2 separate regions of the Homo sapiens genome follow, and region 2 is linked to region 1. The links are chromatin contacts, found by Hi-C in ENCODE. All regions are on one chromosome and are shown on one strand. Each heading gives the region's core, a stretch centred on a gene start or an enhancer-like site at or near the end of the contact. The rest is flanking DNA. Distances are from core to core; before and after follow the strand shown. Region 1 holds the start of LINC02939 (long intergenic non-protein coding RNA 2939). Region 2 has its middle 39 kb from the start of LINC02925.

The links. A loop is a pair of places that touch in the nucleus more often than their neighbours do. Pooled maps may share reads with other maps.
Region 2: a loop to region 1 is called in a pooled map, with 6 times the contacts of the local background. The contact joins the enhancer-like site here to the promoter of LINC02939 in region 1. A Hi-C loop is called at or near these places in 1 of 37 single-sample maps with no recorded cell type and 7 of 50 pooled maps.

What each region holds. Positions count from the first base shown.
Region 1 is chr22:46,068,695-46,073,214 of GRCh38, forward strand. It overlaps LINC02939 (long intergenic non-protein coding RNA 2939), which reads right to left and starts at 2,327. Exons shown (of 2, transcript NR_148973.1): 1 at 1,945-2,327. All of the region lies in intron 1 of LOC124905135 (collagen alpha-1(III) chain-like), which reads left to right. RefSeq lists silencers at 1,969-2,748, 2,809-2,888, 3,019-3,228, 3,309-3,398, 3,569-3,648 and enhancers at 3,242-3,796, 3,797-4,349.
Region 2 is chr22:46,577,875-46,582,394 of GRCh38, forward strand. It overlaps a transcript of GRAMD4 not described here. Among named protein-coding and RNA genes, the nearest start is that of LINC02925, 39 kb to the left of the region's middle. RefSeq lists an enhancer at 3,974-4,053. Within about 2 kb of position 2,690, at least 10 of the 41 ENCODE cell types and tissues checked have a DNase peak (open chromatin) inside an H3K27ac peak, as active enhancers do.

The DNA.
Region 1 (4,520 bases), core at 1,077-3,576:
GTGTAGCCTTTTTTTTTCCTTTTTTCGCTTGAACGTGTATCTCCGAGGTATGCATCATTTCTAGAGATTGCCCTTGAGAACAGTTTTATTGAGAATAGTAACCATATATTTATGTTCAGAATCCCCATTTGGTCGTTACCGGCTGTGTTCATTATTTTGGAAAAACAAGATTCCATATTAAAAGGCCTGGTGCTTATGATGTTTAGATCTCTGCATTCATCTCAGTTTCTAAAGCATTTTTGTTCTTCTGGAGTCCCTAAACTTGCTAAACCACAAAATATCTGTAGTATGTTTTTTAAAGTAGTTGAACCATACAGCAACGATGGGGTACAGGAGGAGTTTATAGAGCAGTTAGCGGTTGAGTTCTGCCTTAGTGTGGCTGGGTTAGGAGGGGCTACAGGGGCATATGTGGGACTTTGGGCACTGCTGGGCACAGACTCATCCTGTGGGAATGTGTGCTCTCACCCCACACTTCCTATTTGGGGCTGAAAATTTTAATAGTGAAGAAAGAAAATGATAAAGCACTGTGCTAGACAGGATTGATTTCCCCTGCTGTATTGCTAGAAGGTAGACACGGCATGTCTGCGTCTCAGGCTGCCGAGAGAGCCGTGCCCTTTTCTGGGGAAGCACAGAGCTCCTGAGCTTCCAGCTCTGGGCCCCACAGCCCTTGGAGCTGGGGGGTGAGGGGGAGACACAGGACCTTCCTCAGGAAAAGAGGGCACCCCACTCGATAGTGAAGCCACCAGGCAGCTATGGAAAGTGAAAGTTGGTCCGGATTCCAATGAAAAGATTAATTGGAAAACATTTCTACTCCATTTTCTAAAACTGAGTTTTCCCATAGAAAAAAAAATAATAAAGCTATCCCTAAAGTTCTTTCAGCTTCTAAAAAGAAGATGCTGTAGTAAGATTCCAGTCCCCACCGCCCCAACTCCCAGGAAAGCAATTGGGAAGGTTTCTTAACATACCCTGAGTTCTTCCTTCCCTCCCCCCAAATTCCGTGTGTCATGGGGTGGAGGCAGTGGTGTGTTTATCAGGGTGGCTGGCACAATTCACAGCCACAATCATGGGGGTCTAGCGAGCTGTGGAAGGCAGCTCAGTGGGCAGCGAGGCCCTGGCAGAGTTGCCCGGCTGCCCCAGCCCAGCGTTGCCCTCCTGGGCAGTCTAATCCAATGTGAAATGAAGTTTCCTGGGAAGCAGGGCACACGAGGAACTTTTGAATTTACCAATGGCATAAAAAGTATATATATTTTTATGACAACGGGCAAGTTTCAATTGGTTGGCAGAAATGGCGAGATGTGACGTCAAGGGACACTGGTTAGAATGCCAAGGCCGGCGGCGGGGGGTTGGGGGGAGACAGGCACAGACAGACATTGGGTTGGGACCCGGGAGGCCTTGTTTCTCTCGGGCCCTGGCCGCCAAAGGGCCGTCGCAGGCGTCTGGGGACATCAGCTCCATGCGGCTCTGGGCCAGGGCATGCTCGGGCAGGGGGACGGGGTCTGCGAATAGTGACTCTGTGTCCGCGTGCGTCCCCGAGAGCCGGAGGCCCAGGCCGGCCCCTCTGCGGTTTGGGAACCACTCAGGCGCCTCTGTGGAGCGGGCGGGAAAAGACGCCGCGGCCTCCTTGGCATTCTAACCCGTGTCCGGACCCTAGAGGCCGGCCGGTCTCAACCACCGGGAGGGCCTGGGAGGGAACCGTGTGGCCCGGGGCCAGCAGTGTCGCCATCGGGCTCCGAGAGAGCAAAGCTGTGGCCTTGAACTTCTCCCCGAAGCTCCTGTGCCCTGAGTCGGGGAAGCAGGAAGTTGTTGCCACCGGGAAGGAAGAGAGCGCGCTCGGAGCTGGGCAGCGGCTCCAGGCACCGCGCCCCTGCCCATCCCACGCCTCCCCGGGCACCGTGAACCACCCCCCAACCCAACTCCTCCAGGCACCTTGCGCGCCCCTCTTACATCTCCCGGCACTGTGCGCTGACCCCTGCCTCCGCCGGCCGGCTCCCGTGTGCCGAGTCCGGACTCCCACCCCTCTGGGCACCCCTTGCTCCGCGGGGCCGGCGGTGTCCTGGAAGCCGCCGCGGGGTTGCCCGTGCGCGCGCTCCGCCCTGGGGGAAGCCCGCTGCCACCGTCGGCCCCGAGCGCTGTCCCGGGGCCGCGTCGAGAGCTCCGCAGCGCACACTGTTCCCCGCGGGGACGAGCCTGGAGAGCCTGACCGCTGTCCGCGGCGCGCTCGGGGCTGCGGGCACCAGGTTGCGGGGACTGCAGGGACCGTCGGTCAGCCAGGGGTCCCAGAGCCGGGCCCGAGCGTGCGCGCGCGTCCCGCTGCCCGCAATCATGGCAGCCGGCGCCTTGGAGCGCAGCCGCCGAGCGCGCCCCAGCAGCCGCCTCGGTGCCAGGGCGGCGGGGGCGGGCCGGGCCGGGAGCTCGCGCCCGCCCGCCCGCCTCGGCCGCGCGGGCCCCGGGGCGCGAAACGGAAGGCCGCTGGGTCTCCGCGACGCGGTGCCCTTGCCCGGGGCGGGCGGCGGGAGGGGCCGCGGGGCGGGGGCGCGCTGGAGGGGAGCGCCCGGGGCGGCGTGCCCGCGGGGACGCGCACGCGGGGCTGCGGGGCGAGGCGCGGGGCCCGGGCGGCGAATCCGCTGCTCGCACCGCCCGCCCCGCCCGCGCGCGCCGTCCCGGGGTGGGGGGCGGTGGAAGGGGGAACCCAGGAGGGGCGGCGCCCGGTCTTCACCCGCAGCGGGCACGGCGGGGGCCGCGGGGGGCCTCGTTGGTATTCCGGGCGCGGTTGCATCCGCGACCTCCCCGCAGAACAGGGGTGCCCGGGCGCGCGGGCACCGCCGCCGCTCTCGGGCGGTCTCCGCGGGCTGCGGGGCCCGCAGGCGCCTTGCTTTCCCCGTCCCCTCCTCCCTGGGTTCCCCGTACTCCCTCCCCCGCTCCGATCCGGCGGCGAAGGGGTGGGCAGGGAAACGCGCTCTCTGGGACAGGTGCCAACTCCGAGACAAAAGACATAAAATAGGCGGCAACGGGGGAAGCGCGGCCGGCGCGCTCGGGCGGGGACGGCGGCGCCGCGGGGGCCGCATCCTCGGTGCCGACCCGGGAAAGTTTGGGAAGTCGCCGCAGCGGCTTCGCAGCGGCGGGGGACGCGCGGCCCGGGTCGCCCTCCGCGCCGCGCTCGCCCTCTCCGCGCCGCTGCTGAATAATTCATGGCGCGGCCGCCGGCCATTAGCATGCACCGGGCGCGCGGCGCGTCTGTGCCAAGCCGCCGCCGCATTCGGCGCCCGGGCAGCGCCAGACGAGCGGCCGCGCGGCGGCCGGGCCCACGCTGTCCCCGCGCCCGCCCGTCCGGCGGCGCCCATTGTGCCCCGGCCCGCCCCGCCGGGCTGTCCCCAAGCCCGCCTGCAACCCACCGCCCGCCCGACGGCCCGGCCCTGCAAGTCCTGGCTCGCGACGCCCGCCCCGGAATGCACGTGAACTTGGAGAAAGTCGCGGGGCGCGCCGGCCGGGCTCTCCGCGGCAGGGCGTGGGCGTCCCGGGGCCGGCGCGCTTTCGTTTTCGTCTGGGACAAAGGTCCCTTGCGGCGCGCGGACGCCGTGACCGGGTCCTGCGGGCCACTCTGTGGCGCAGTCGGGTCGCTAAGCGCAGGGAAGCCGGAGCCCGAAGGCAAGGAGAGACGCGGCGCGGGGCCGGGGAAGTGGGGCCTGGGCCGTGCGCTTCGCCCGCGGCAGTCCAGAGCCGTCCCACCCTGCGAAGAGTTGCGGGAACTGGCACCGCTCTGCCGTCCGCCGCTTCGACGCGGGAAGAGGGTGAGCGTTTGGAACCCAGGACTCAGACCGCTAGCTGAGGGCCTGTGCAGCTCTGGGCACGCGAGCGCGGCGCCGGCGGCGGCCAGGCACGGTCCTCCCGCAAGGGCAGGGCTGTCGACCTGTGCGCCCCAGGTCACGATCGGGTTCACGGCGACTCCTGAGGACGGTAAGTGCATTTCTCACTTTCGCTGCTTAGTGAGTATTTAAATATTAATGAAGGGATCTCTAAGAGGGACCCTTCCGTAGGGCAGGCCTTCCACAGACCAGGGAACGCACCGAGGAGGTTGCTCTTGAACCTGAAGCCGCACCAGCTTGCAAGAACTCCACTCGGCATTAATCTGGATCTTGGAATTTGTGAAGCACAGCTTCTAATCTCAGGTGTGCAGGCTATTTGCCAGAGAGAATCTTGTTGAACACATAAAATAAGCGTTAGCAGACATCTTAAACACAATGGGAAGAAAAGAAAAAACATCTGTTTTTAGATTTTTTTTTTTTTTTTTTTTTTTGGTGAGATGTGTTTGGAAAGGTTATTGGGAAGCTACAACTCTTTCTTGGAAGATTGAAATATTTCATTTACTTCCTAAACCCACGCTGCTGATTTTTTCCCCCTGGTCGGACACTTGGGGACAGCTGATTTGAGGGGGGATCCTCGGTTCGGCGTTGGCGGCATTTGGGCCGGTTCAGTGAAAGGCCCTTGTGTGAAAGCTGCTGTTTACGGTGGTGTAAAACGAA
Region 2 (4,520 bases), core at 1,440-3,939, 510 kb after region 1:
CGTGCGCCTGCCAGAACGTGGGGTGCAGTGTGGCAACCCCGGCCCGAGGCCCCACATGTCTAGAGCAGGACCTGCACCCCTGCCAGGTCCTGGACAAGGGAGGGAGGAGAGCCAGTTTGTTCTCAGCCGGGTGGGCTGGTGCCCCTGCCCTGTTGGCTGTGTGGCAGAAGGTGCAGCAGTGCCCCGGGGCCAGGGACCTGAGTGTGACTCCCCCAGAGCCAAGTCCACTTTTTCGGCTATTGTCAACCCTGCATCTCCTGAGGTAGGAAAGATTCGGTTTGGGGGAGACCTTTTGCAGGATGGGGTTCCCTTCTTGCCTGCCTTGTGTGGGTTAGGAAGAAAATTCAGAGGTGTCTCTCCTACATGCCAAAAAGGAGGTGCCTGAGTCCCAGCCCAGTGCAGCCCTGCCCTGGTGCTGGGCCTGGGAGGGAGGTCAGGGTCAGGGCTCTGTTGCCTCAGAAGTCGAGGGCAGCACTCGAGAGAGGAGTCTGGGACTTGCCTCCCTCACCCTCCTGCTCTGTGACCTTGGGCAAGGTAGTGAGCCTCCTGGGCCTCAGTTTCCTCACTAGCAAGTGGGCAGGGGCAGGTAAGAGGATCGAATGGGGTGATGTGGGCCTCCTCAGGCTGGGCTCGCCCTGGGTTGGGGTTCAAAATGGGTTTAGGAGGTCAGTCATGGCCTCTGCCCCGGGCGCTGTGGCTGAGCCTGAAGTCTGAAGTCTGTCTTCCTGACTTTTGTGTCCCAGGCCCATTTGGGGATGCACAGTCTGGCCAGGGTGTGTGTTCAGTTGCTGCCTCTGCCCCGTGCTGGGGTGAAACCACGTTCCCCTGTTGTTAGCTGGGACTCCCCAGATGAGTGACCTCAGTAACCCTGCCCCTCCTTCCTGCTGCACACCCTTCCGAAGACCCCTGCCTGGTCCAGGAAAGGGGCCCTGCCTGTCTTGCCTTGCTCCTGCCTTGGCAGCCATGTGGACCCTTCTGCAGCACTTTGTGGTCCCGGGGCAGACCTCGAAGCCCCACAGTCCTCACCGTGCTGGGCTCACAGGGAGATGCAGCTTGGTCCTGGAGCCTGGGAAATTGGGCACCTGGGGTCTCAGTGAGCCACCAGCCCTCTGCTCTGCTGCTCTTTCCTCTCAGCTGCCCCTATGGCTGATGCGTGGAGTGCGGCTGTCCCAGCCATGCAGCCTGGGGGCAGGCGGGGCCTGTCCGGTGATGTCTGTCTTGCACTCTGGAGAGCACGGGAAAGTCTCCAAGTTGTGGTGTGTTTCCACATAGCCCTGGGAGGCTGTTTATTCTGGGTCTCCTGCTGAGGGAGGTGGAGGACCCTTCACTGGGAAAGAACCAGGTGGTCTCTCTCCAAACCACCAGCCTTCCAGGCCTTCCCCTTAGTACCCTCCTCTTATCTGTGGAGCCCGGCGCCGGCGTTAGGTGATCTTTGCTCTCCGCTCTCCCAGGCTTCACCTTCACCAACTGGAAAACGAGGGAGGAGAATCAGAGCCGGTTTTCCTGAATCACCATTTCTGCTGTAGAATAGAATAGAATAGTGGTTCAGGCTCAATGAAAAGAAAGTGTTATTGGAGCCTAGTGAGCCTCTGCTGCCAGGGAGGGCTGCCAGCCTGAAGCCTGTTTTCTCTTTGGAAGGAGTATCAGAGCAATGTTAGACATGTTACAGAAACAGCAGCACCCCACTTGACGGGTCCTGGTGACTTTCCTGTTATGGGAGAACCTGGGGCCCCGATAGTCCCATGATGTGATCTGTGTTAGTGATTGTGCCATCCGTGTGCCCCCTCCCCTCCCTGGGGGCCACATGAAGCCCCCTTCCATCTCCCCATGTTTCTCTGTTTGGGTATTTCTCTCCGGTAGCCGAATCTACTGGGGTTTATTTGGCATTGGGGTTCCAGTCCTGTCATGACAGGGCTCCGGCCAGGGGCTCATTTTAGGAGGCTGCCCCATCTCGGGGAGCTGGGGAGGCGTCCCTGTATGTGGGCTTCTGTGTGTCAGGTTTGGGGTCTCCTGCCTAGTGGCCATGGTGGGGACTTGGGTATTTACAGAGCTCCTGTTGGTGTGGGCGTGTGCTGGCTGGGAGGGAAGACACCAGGGACTGGCTGGGTGGCCTGGTCACCCCCTGCCTGAGTTCCTGCCTCCTCCCCTGCAAGGCGGCCCAAGAGGCTGCTGCCTGGCCTCTTTAGGGGTAAGGAGACTGTCTCTGCAGAAAGCCCGGGGCAGCAGGGACAGTGTTGGGGTGTGTGGCAGAGCATCCCTGCTCCGACAGAAATTGACAGTGAATTGAGGGAGAGAAGCTGTGGCCGGGTTTAGTGAGTAACAGGCAGAAGGCAGAGGGTGCTCGCTGGGAAGCAGCGTCTCTTGCCTGGCTTGGAGATGGTCATCTGCTGGGCGCCTCCGAGGCCAAGTGGACCACTCACAGTGCTTTCGAAGGCCTCTGGTTTGGGCATCCCACAGGCTGGCTTGGGGTCTCTTTGGCACCACGGTGGGTTTAGATCTGCCTTTTCTTTGCCTTTTGGTGGCACAGCAATGGTCCTGAAAAATACTGCTTGTAAAGGAGTAAAAGTTCAAGTCTTCCACCGTCAGGTGTGGCTGGGGGGTCTGAGAGGAGGCCTGGATCTCCCAAGGGGACAGTTATGTGAACAGAGTGTCACAGGCCTAACCCAGCCCAGCGGGTGGGGCCCAGGCCAGCCTGTCACCTGCTTGGAGCCCTTGGCTGCTGGGGATATGTAATAGTTTAACTTGAGAACTTAGAGGCAGGTCACTCAGACTCTTAGAGACAGAGGTGGCGCAAGAAAATGTGGGTTTCGCCGGGCGCGCTGGCTCACGCCTGTAATCCCAACACTTTGGGAGGCCGAGGCGGGCAGATCACCTGAGGTCGGGAATTCAAGACCAGCCTGACCAACATGGAGAAATCCCCACGTCTACTAAAAATACAAAAAATTAGCCGGGCGTGTTGGCGCATGTCTGTCATCCCAGCTACTTGGGAGGCTGGGGCAGGAGAATCGCTTGAACCCGGGAGGCAGAGGTTGGGGTGAGCTGAGATCGCGCCATTGCACTCCAGCCTGGGCAACAAGAGCGAAACTCCATCTCAAAAAAAAAAAAAAAAAGAAAGAAAGAAAAAAGAAAATGCGTGTTTCCCTAATTGGAGAAAGCCCTGTTGTTTTGCCTTTGGTATCTCGGCATGTGGCAGAGGCCTGGGCGGACACTTTGGGCTGGTAATTCGCCACTAATGACAGTCCCGTCTACAGGGCTACTGTTCTGATTGTTTGGTGTTTGAGTTATAACCTAGGGTTGTGATTATGTTTAAGCCCAGTGATTAAAGTCCCCTGTGGTTACACAGGAAAGGCAGGAAGTACCGGCCTATCAAAAACATTAATAATAGTAATAGAAATCACTCATTCTGCACAGCAGGCCTGCGCTGAGTGTTTCACACGAATTGTCTCAACCAAGTCTGCAGAGCACACAGCTTCACCCCATTTTACAGATGAGGAAACTGAGGCACCGGGAGGCAGTGCCACTTGCCTAAGTCCCCAGTTCGTTCCCGAGCAGAGCTGGGATTTGCACGTGGGTGGCTTTGCCCCCAAGGCTATGCTCATAAACATTGCAGCCTTTCTGCCTTCCTGATAACCCTCCTCTAAGGGGGGTTTTGTGAGAGAAATATCAGCAATAAACTCAAAGTCATGATGAGACTTCTCTTTTTGCTGTCAAATGTGCAGTAAATAGCAAGATTCGGACAGCATGTCCTGCTCAGGGCCAGACAGCCCTCTAAGCATGAGACATGATTTATTTTCGTACCAACTGGAGGTAGGTGCTCTTGTTAGCTGCATTTCACGCAGGAGGAAGCCCTGGCACAGAGCCACAGGTTGCTGCGTGGTAGAGGTGGGTTTGGACCAATGGGCTGTGCTTCTAACCTAAGCCCCATATGCACGGGGGTTGGGCGGAGAGCGTGCTTGATCTTGCTGCTGTGTGTTCTTGGGCAAGACACCTAACCTCTCTGGGCCTCAGTTTGGTCACCTGTAAACGAAGGCCTTGGCCTAGGGTATAGAAGCCAGAGCTTGAGAGCTGGCTCTGGCCTGAGATGGCCGCGTCTGCACCACCTCCCACAGGGAGGCCCAGGTGGGTGGAGAGGCCTGGCTGCCACTTCCCTAGAGGAAGCAGGTCTACTGAGGAGCAGTGCTGGGGCCTTGGCTGGGGCTGGGTGGGGCTGGGTGTGGAGGCCATGGGTGGTCGAGGAGTGAGGGCTTCTGGGATGCACTTTGCAGTGGCCGAGTCACTGCCCTCTGTGAAGTGAGGTCCAAGGAGGCAGAGCGTGGGGCTGCTGGGAAACCGTGAAGCTTTGTGCTTGGTGAATTGTTACTTGTCCCTGGGGAACAGGAGGGACAAGAGACTCTGCTTGGGACTCTGTGCCACCAAACTCCCGAGAAGCTGCAGTGGGAGAAGCTGAATGCTGGGCAGCGGGCGGTTAGGAGGCTCCAGGAAACGGCTCAGCCTCTCTTGGTGGGTTCCCCTGCCGGCCG